Regions from separate parts of the Homo sapiens genome. Here region 2 is linked to region 1. The links are chromatin loops, found by intact Hi-C in ENCODE. Cell type or tissue: CD4-positive, alpha-beta T cell. All regions are shown on one strand.

Evidence for each region. Hi-C counts contacts between places; a loop is a spot of excess contacts. Peaks named below come from ENCODE experiments on the same cell type or tissue, not always from the same donor. Only the 100,000 strongest peaks of a DNase experiment are listed, where the experiment ranks them.
Region 2: a loop joins it to region 1, with 1.9 times the contacts of the local background. A loop is called at or near these places in 1 of 110 quality-filtered maps.

The regions. Positions count from the first base shown.
Region 1 is chr2:160,650,817-160,654,816 of GRCh38, forward strand. No RefSeq gene overlaps it. Among named protein-coding and RNA genes, the nearest start is that of RBMS1, 160 kb to the left of the region's middle. In CD4-positive, alpha-beta T cell, no CTCF peak of the experiment used is centred here; DNase peaks (open chromatin) are centred at 105 and 1,625.
Region 2 is chr2:160,373,177-160,377,176 of GRCh38, forward strand. The region is part of intron 1 of RBMS1 (RNA binding motif single stranded interacting protein 1); the gene reads right to left. Among named protein-coding and RNA genes, the nearest start is that of MIR4785, 33 kb to the right of the region's middle. In CD4-positive, alpha-beta T cell, no CTCF peak of the experiment used is centred here; no DNase peak of the experiment used is centred here.

The DNA.
Region 1 (4,000 bases):
AGCTTCCACTGCTGGAGTTGAATAATCCAATGGCATTCTGATTCTGGATCTTTTGTCTGTGACACTTCTCCTTTTTCATTTCATGAGTCCCTTTGAGGACCCATGTGACTAGGGGCGGATTTCTTCCTATTCTCTGCATTGGTTTTGTTCCCTGCAAGTTCCTTTTTTTTTTTTTTTTTTTTTTTTTTTTTTGCTGTTTTTAAATTTTGGTTTCCTACTCCTCTGTTAGAGACTTTCCTCACCTGTCTAGTGATCTCTGGCTTTCCATTCACATTTAAACAAGCTATGAGAAGCTTTCTATATGGAGGAAGGGTTTTGTCAACTGCTAGACTCCATCCTGGGGCTGGAGTTGGTAAACTGAGGCCCATAGGCCAAACCAGTGGGTCAAAAATGACCCACTGCTCATTTTTATATGGCTCTAAGTGTGGTTTTTATATTGTTAAATGTTGAAGAAAATAATGAGAATAATATTTTCTGACACATGAAACTTCTTTATATTTTTATTCCAGTTAATTTTCTATAAAGAACAGGGTGAATGAATCCTAGTAGCTGGAATTCCGGTGGGAAGAGAACTATCTGGCATTCCTCACCCCCAAGAACCTGTATTCCTCATTAAAATGTTTCTGACCTTTTCATAGTTCTGATCCCAACTAGTAGACAGCTTTGCTATTGATAGAACCCGGAAAATTCAGTCATCATCCCCCTCAAGCCTGCTTCCATCTGACTGCTTGACAGACAATGGTGGTGATAGAGCTGCTCTGGAAAAAGTAACACTATGCCCACACTGTAATTGTGCTGTATCAAGCTTGCAAGTCCCAGATGGGAGTCGTGGGATGTTCTGCTTAACAGTTTAGTATGTGACTAATAGAGGATGTGCTCTTTGGGGCTGGATATTTCAGCAGAACCAGACAAATATCCTGTATGAGGAGTTTAGGGCCATAATTGTAAGAGTTTCCAGGGAAGTGGCTAAGGTAGGAGGGCTTTGGACATTGAATTACAAGTTTCTTACAACCTACACAGAATCTTTTTAAAAGACTTTTTTCTTTTTCTTGATAGGGCAGTCTGGACCCCTGGCTGATGTAGTGAACTTAGTTCCGCCTTCCTGACTAGTGTCAGGAATCATCTCTCAGAGATGTGGTCTTGCTACACAGAGACTGTCAGAGGTTATCTTTCTCTCACTACAACCAGTCATTTCCAAAGATAAGGGCACACTCAGGAGCATTTTCCTTGGGCTCTGAGAAGAGGCCTTGAACCCTGGCTCTGCAGGGCTGCTGTGATAGCACCAGAGGGGCAGGATGGGAGGCAGAACGACACAGATTCACAGGAACAAGTGTGTGCTCAGCAACTGAGGTACTTGTATTTTCAATAGGAACATAATCTTTTAAAAATGTTGATCAGTTCACATCACTATATTATGCAAAATATTCTCGTGGTTTCTCATCACATTTGTCACTAACTCCAAGTTCCTGGCCGTGGTGGCCTAGAAGGCCCTGCATGCTCTGGCCTCTTCCATCTCTCTGATCTCCTTTCCTGCTGTTTTATCCTTTGCTCATTCTGCGCCACCCACATCCGCCTCCTGTCTGCTCCTTGAACGTGCCAAGCTAGTTCCTTTCTCAGAGTCTGCATTGGCTCCTCCCTCTGCCCAGTGTGGTTTCCTCACATCTTTAGATGACTTACTCTCTTACTTCATTCAGGTGTCTGCTGAAATGTCAGCTCCTCACAGATCTTTCCTAACCATCCTCTCTAAAATAGTCCCCTCCCATCATCTGTCACCACTGGCAATCCCTCTATCAGCAAACTGGGATTTTGTCTGTCTCATCTCAGACCCATGCCCCACCTTCCTCCACTTTCTCTCTACTGCGGAGGCTGATCTCTGCAAATCACATCTCCTAGCCTCCTTTGCCAGTTGGCTTCAAGTTAACTTTGGTCATTACTCTTTTGGGGGAGAGGAGAAAGAAGGAAGTGGAAACGCCCAGGAGATTTCTCACCTTTTCTCTCCTTTGGGTGGCATCTCCAGATATGGCTGCATCTCCCCCATGATTCTAGCATCTGCGAAGTGGCCTTGGCCTCTGGGCTTCAATAATACCATTTCTTTCCTTTATTCTCCAGCCCAATAGGCAATTGCAAATTCCCAGTTTGCCTTATTGTCATGTTTGCTCTTTAAGCATTTCTGACACTGTTCTAATTTCCCATATTAAATCCTGGAATACTCTTTATTGGACTGTTTTCCTGGCTGGATCCTGATTGGTCTATCCTGCTGTATGTTTTTCATAGCACTTGTCACTACCTGTTATTATATTATTATCGGTTTATGTGTTTATTTTCTGTCTCCTGCATTAGAATGTAATTTCCATGAGGCCTACATGCTTGGGAACTCTGGGCAGACATTGGAACCTGAAATTAGAGGGCTGTGCATTTCTACTTCCTGACCATTTCTCAGAGAGCTGGAAAGAAGGCCCTCCTGTGTTTCTGTCGAGAAGGCAACAAGCACAGTTAGAAAGGAGGAGCTGGGCCAAGTGCTATGTGGGAAGCTCTAGCTGCTCTAAGACGTTCTCTGGTGTATTTCCAGCTTCAGGGAGACATGTCCAAATTCCAGCTCCAGGAATTGGGAGTAATGGGAACTGGCCCTATAGGGAGAAAAAGGCACCATGGGAGACTTTGGAGCACATTAGGGGAGGAACCTACAGGTTGGTTGGGGCTGGGGAGGGAGGACTTTCTACTCAGCTGAGGAGATAGGGACTGAGGTATGAACACAATAACTAATGTTGCATGTGGGACACACTGCTGTGCCCTGCCCTAAGTGTTTCACATTATTAACTTCAATGCATAAAACTACATTAAACTACATATTTGAAAATACCAAAACTAACCACATGCTTTATTTGATTTTAAAAAGTTGACAGTTTAATTTGTTCTTGAATTACTGGTTTATTTTTAACAGAACAAATCAGTGATATAAATAAATAAACAAGTAAATATCAATCCCAGACAGACACCAGGAGATAAGATGAATAGGTGTGGATGCTTTGCTAAAGATAAAAATGACCGATGAGAATGAAGGATGACTTCTTATCTCTCAGGGAGGGCTGTGTACATGCAAGGTGCGGGTCTCTTCTACTGCATACCATTTTTAGCAACCACTTTTGTTTTCAAGGATTATTTAGGAGTATGGGTCTTAATTTCCAAGTAGGTGCAATTGTTTGGGTATTTTTATGATTTATTCTGATATTATTGGATTATGATTACAGAATATGGCCTGTAAAAGCCTCTGTTTTAAAACTTTTGCTAAGGGCAATTGTTTTCTGGCCAGTACAAAATTGATTTTGTAAATGTGCTATGTGCATGTAGGAAGAAAAAGGATATTGTCTAGTTAAAGAATCTCTACTTATATTATTATGAGCTCATTCAGTGTACTGTTTAATTCCTTTTTCTTATTCTTTTTTTTTTTTGAGATGGAGTTTCGCTCTTGTTACCCAGGCTGGAGTGCAATGGCATGATCTCGGCTCACCACAACCTCTGCCTCCTGGGTTCATGCAATTCTCCTGCCTCAGCCTCCTGAGTAGCTGGGATTATAGGCATGCAACACCACGCCCAGCAAATTTTGTATTTTTAGTAGAGACAGGGTTTATCCATGTTGGTCAGGCTGGTCTTGAACTCCCGAATTCAGGTGATCCACCCACCTTGGCCTCCCAAAGTGCTGGGATTACAGGTGTGAGCCACCACGTCTGGCCTATTCTTATTCTTATTCTTACTAATCAAACCACTTGGAAAGAGGGATTTTAAAGTCTCCTGCTGTAATTGCACTTTTAAATATTTTTCTGTTTGCATTTCTAAAGATTTTTCTTGTTCATATGCTGTTTTGTGCATGTAGATCTATATGTTATCTTCTTTGGAAGATGTGACTTTTTAAATAATTAATTATTTATTAAGCCTATAGCACCCAGTATTCCCAGGCAGGCTCCCACATATGACTTATATAACTTTTGTGACTTTAGTCATC
Region 2 (4,000 bases), 280 kb before region 1:
CCTTCACTATTCCAATAAAACCTAAAAATAAAAATTCCCAATATGTTTCACAATTAATTCTCAAAGATATCCATCAAAGTTGATCCTTGCATGTAAAACTGCAATCTCCACATAGAAATCTCTTTACCTAAGTTCATGAATAAACCATCATTTTCTTATGCTTCAGATAAAAGAATTAAAGTTAAGACTTGCATTGTTGAATACAACATGACTGACTGAGATTTCCTTCCAGATCCCATCAAGACATTAGATTCCTTATCATTCAAGTATCTTTTAAGGGTTGGTTCTGTGCTCCTGAATGCTTATCAGCCCAATTGTTCTATTTCCTTCAAAAGTTCTTCTAAGAACTCCAGCGACTCGCCAAGTTGCCCACTGAGAACTCTGGGCCAGGAAACACACAAGAGTTTTTGTGCAATTTGTTCCATCTAGTTTTTGTAACAGCATTTATAAGGGGTATGGGTGTGTGAATATGAAGATACCAGACTGAAGACATTAAATTTAAATTAATCACCACAAAACTAGAGGGCCAAAAGAGAAAGTAAGGGGACTAAGGCAATGATTTCAAAATTTCCTTGCCAGAGAATGCATTCATCAGAAAGGAAAAGCTTTTAAGAGTGGGTTCCCAGCCTTAGCTACCCTTAATTGCATTGCTTATAATGGTGTAGTACAGTACAGTTTCTAAAAATAGAGTTCAACCAAGGGAAGATCAGGGAGGAGGGAGGATGAAAAGACAGGGGACAAAAAGGTTGAGGAAGGCTTCACAGAGGGGGTGGATGGCTGAGTGAGCTGAATACAAATGACATGTCATTAAGAATAAAAGGGGTGGTGGCTCATATCTGTAATCCCAGCACTTTGGGAGGCCAAGGTGGGAGGATCACTTGAGCCCAGGGGGTTGAGACCAACCTGAATAACATAGCAGGACCCTGACTCTACAAAAAAAATTTGGTGGCACACGCCTGTAGTCCCAGCTACTGAAAAGGCTGAGACAAGAGGATCACTTGAGCCCAGGTCAAGGCTGCAGTGAGCTGTGATTGTGCCACTGCACTCCAGCCTGGGTAACAGAGCGAGACCTTGTCTCAAAAACAAAAACAAACAAACAAACAAAAACAATAAAAGGAATGGCAAATCTGAAAGAAAGGTGGGTAGAGTAAGAAGAGGAGTGACCAACAAGGACATAGACTGGAAGGATCATTCTTCACAAAAGCCAGAGAATTACCCTGGTTGGTTCAGAGGAAGCTCCCACAAGTTGATGTTGGGGTAGGAGTGTGGTGGTACTAAAAAGGTAGTAGGAAGAACCTAAAAAGCAAGGTGGAATGTGGACATGATGTCACAGGTTACCAGAATCTCACATGTAGAAAAGAATTTAAACACAGTAAATGAAGAGCATGGCTTCTGGAGAATGCAAAACTAGAAAAACACTTCCCTTCCTTCTATAAAAATAATGTTTATAACAATAATAATAAAAAAAATTGGCTGGGCACGGTGGCTCATGCCTGTAATCCTAGTACTTTGGGAGGCCAAGGCAGGTGGATCACCTGAGGTCGGGAGTTCGAGACCAGCCTGACCAATATGGTGAAACCCTGTCTCTACTAAAAATGCAAAAATTAGCCAGGTGTGGTGGTGGGCGCCTGTCATCCCAGCTACTTGGGAGGCTGAGGCAGGAAAATCATCTGAACCCAGGAGGCAGAGGTTATAGTGAGCTGAGATTGCACCATTGCACTCCAGCCTGGGCAACAAGAGTGAAACTACATCTCGGGCGGGGGACGGTGGGGGGGAGGAATTGAACGGAAAAGTTAGAATATCCAGATTCAAGTTTTGTCCTGGCCAGGAGCAGGAATGAGTATTATCCCTGGAAGGCTCAGGTCTTCACGTGTGAAATAAGCAGGTTAGCCTGGATGATTTCTAAGCTTCCTTCCAGCTCCAAAATACTCTAAAATTCTGGATAGTGCTGGACAGTGCCATCTCCAGATAAGACATATCAAGACAGAGCCCAGTCAGGACCTTTAGTACTCTTGTCTGTCTGCCAAATAGAGAAATGGAGCAAGAGTTTGTTAAACTGGCAGACTCCAAGGCCAACTTCTGTGACATCGTGCAACTTAAGACCAACAGACATCATACTGCGGCACCATTTTCCTATGCCCCTTAGGCCAGCATGGATTCCCGACTTAGTCATAAGTGATTCTAAGAAAATATTCTAAATATGTAAGCTATCCTAAAACAACAACTGAAGCCTAAAGGAACAAATGTAAAACAAAAAACAATCTTAAAGAGCTCCTGAAACCAGAGTATCCTTAAGGTAGAAACAATATTACAGCTGAAATAACCATAGTAACTTAAGATCTATAGAGACTGTATGTTACTTAGCAGCCTGCCATCTTTGTGTTTCAACGTGTAATCAGTATAAAGAGTTACATTTCACATTCTATTCAATCTCTTCTATATAAAAGGACCCTGTAACAGCTCCAAAACCACTTTAAAAGAAAATTCAACACAATAAATAAATTACAGCCCAAACAAACAGTAATTAGAACGCAGTAAACACAAAATCCCACCCAACTTCAGGTGCAAAATTAATTATTCTTCTGAATTCTGAATGCAGGTGTGCAGTGTTTTCCTCCTCCTTGAATTTCCAGATCCATGCCAGTTTTCTTCCTCAACACAGAGCCTTGTGAAGGGGACAAGAGCAAACTCTTCCTTTACTTTTTACTCAAAATAAATGGAAAAAAAAAAAAAAAGAAAGAAAACTTCCTAGGGGAAGTGAAACATTACTTTTATCATGACAGTTCAGAATACCTCTGCAATGCATTTCCTGCCTCACCCCAGTAGATTTAGGATTCCAGGGCTGACAACTTCCTCCCAGCTGTTTTTTAAAGTCTATCTACAGTACAGTCTGTATCTTAGTATTTCTTGTAAGTAATGAATTACCGCTGAGATTGTAAAGTCCTCAGGGTGGAAAATACCCATTCAAAAACATACTTTCTCCACATTAAACAAACTTACTGAAAGTATTATTAGGTGATTAAATATTAAGTTAGAAAACTTATATGAGTAAGCTTATAAAAAAAATACTCCCACAAAACCAACTTATTTATTTATTCTTAGATCCAGCGGGACATGTGAATGACCTTGCAGTACCATGGGTTTCACAATTTAGCCCCTAGAGAAAAAAGCATTATCTGTACTTACAGGAAACTGAACAAGTATTTGCAATCTCCCCATAATAATAACTTAAAAACATAAAATCTTATCTGACAATGTTGTAATTTTGTGTATAAACATCACTGAGAAAATTTTTTGAATTAATATAACTCAACAATACTGTCTACTTTTGTTTCTTTCTCATGGTAAAATCTAGTAGCTTATATCTGATATGAATAATTAGAGAAAGTGAGTGATACTAGAACAGCTCTTCTATTATATATCAGTCTATGTATTTCTTTTTTTTATTTTTTAATTTATCTTATTTTATTTTTTTAAGAGACAGAGTCTCGCTCTGCCTCATGGGCTGGAATGCAGTAGTGCAATCATGGCTCACCACACCCTCAAACTCCTGGGCTCAAGTAATCCTCCTGTCACAGCCTCCCACGTAGCTGGGACAATAGGAGCATGCCATCGCGTCTGGCTAATCAAATAAATAAATAAATAAATAAATAAAAACTTTCTTTGTAGAGACTGGATCTTACTTTATTGCCTGTGTTGCCCAGGCTGCTCTTGAACTCAGCTTCAAGAGATCCTCCTGCCTCAGCCTTTCAAAGTGCTGGGACTACAGGCATGAGCCACTGGGCCTGGTCAATCTGTGTATTTCTGTGTCATGTTTGCGTGTGTGAACAGTCATGTTTGTGTGTGTGAATAAAGATAGAGGGGAAGAGATGGCTGTCTCTAAGCTATACTGCCTGAGAATGGGGCTTGCTGGGTTTTTTTTTTAACATTTTCGTCCAAGATCCACCTCAAAAGTTAACTTTTTGCCTGACCTCTCCATCCTATATACATAAATAGGCAC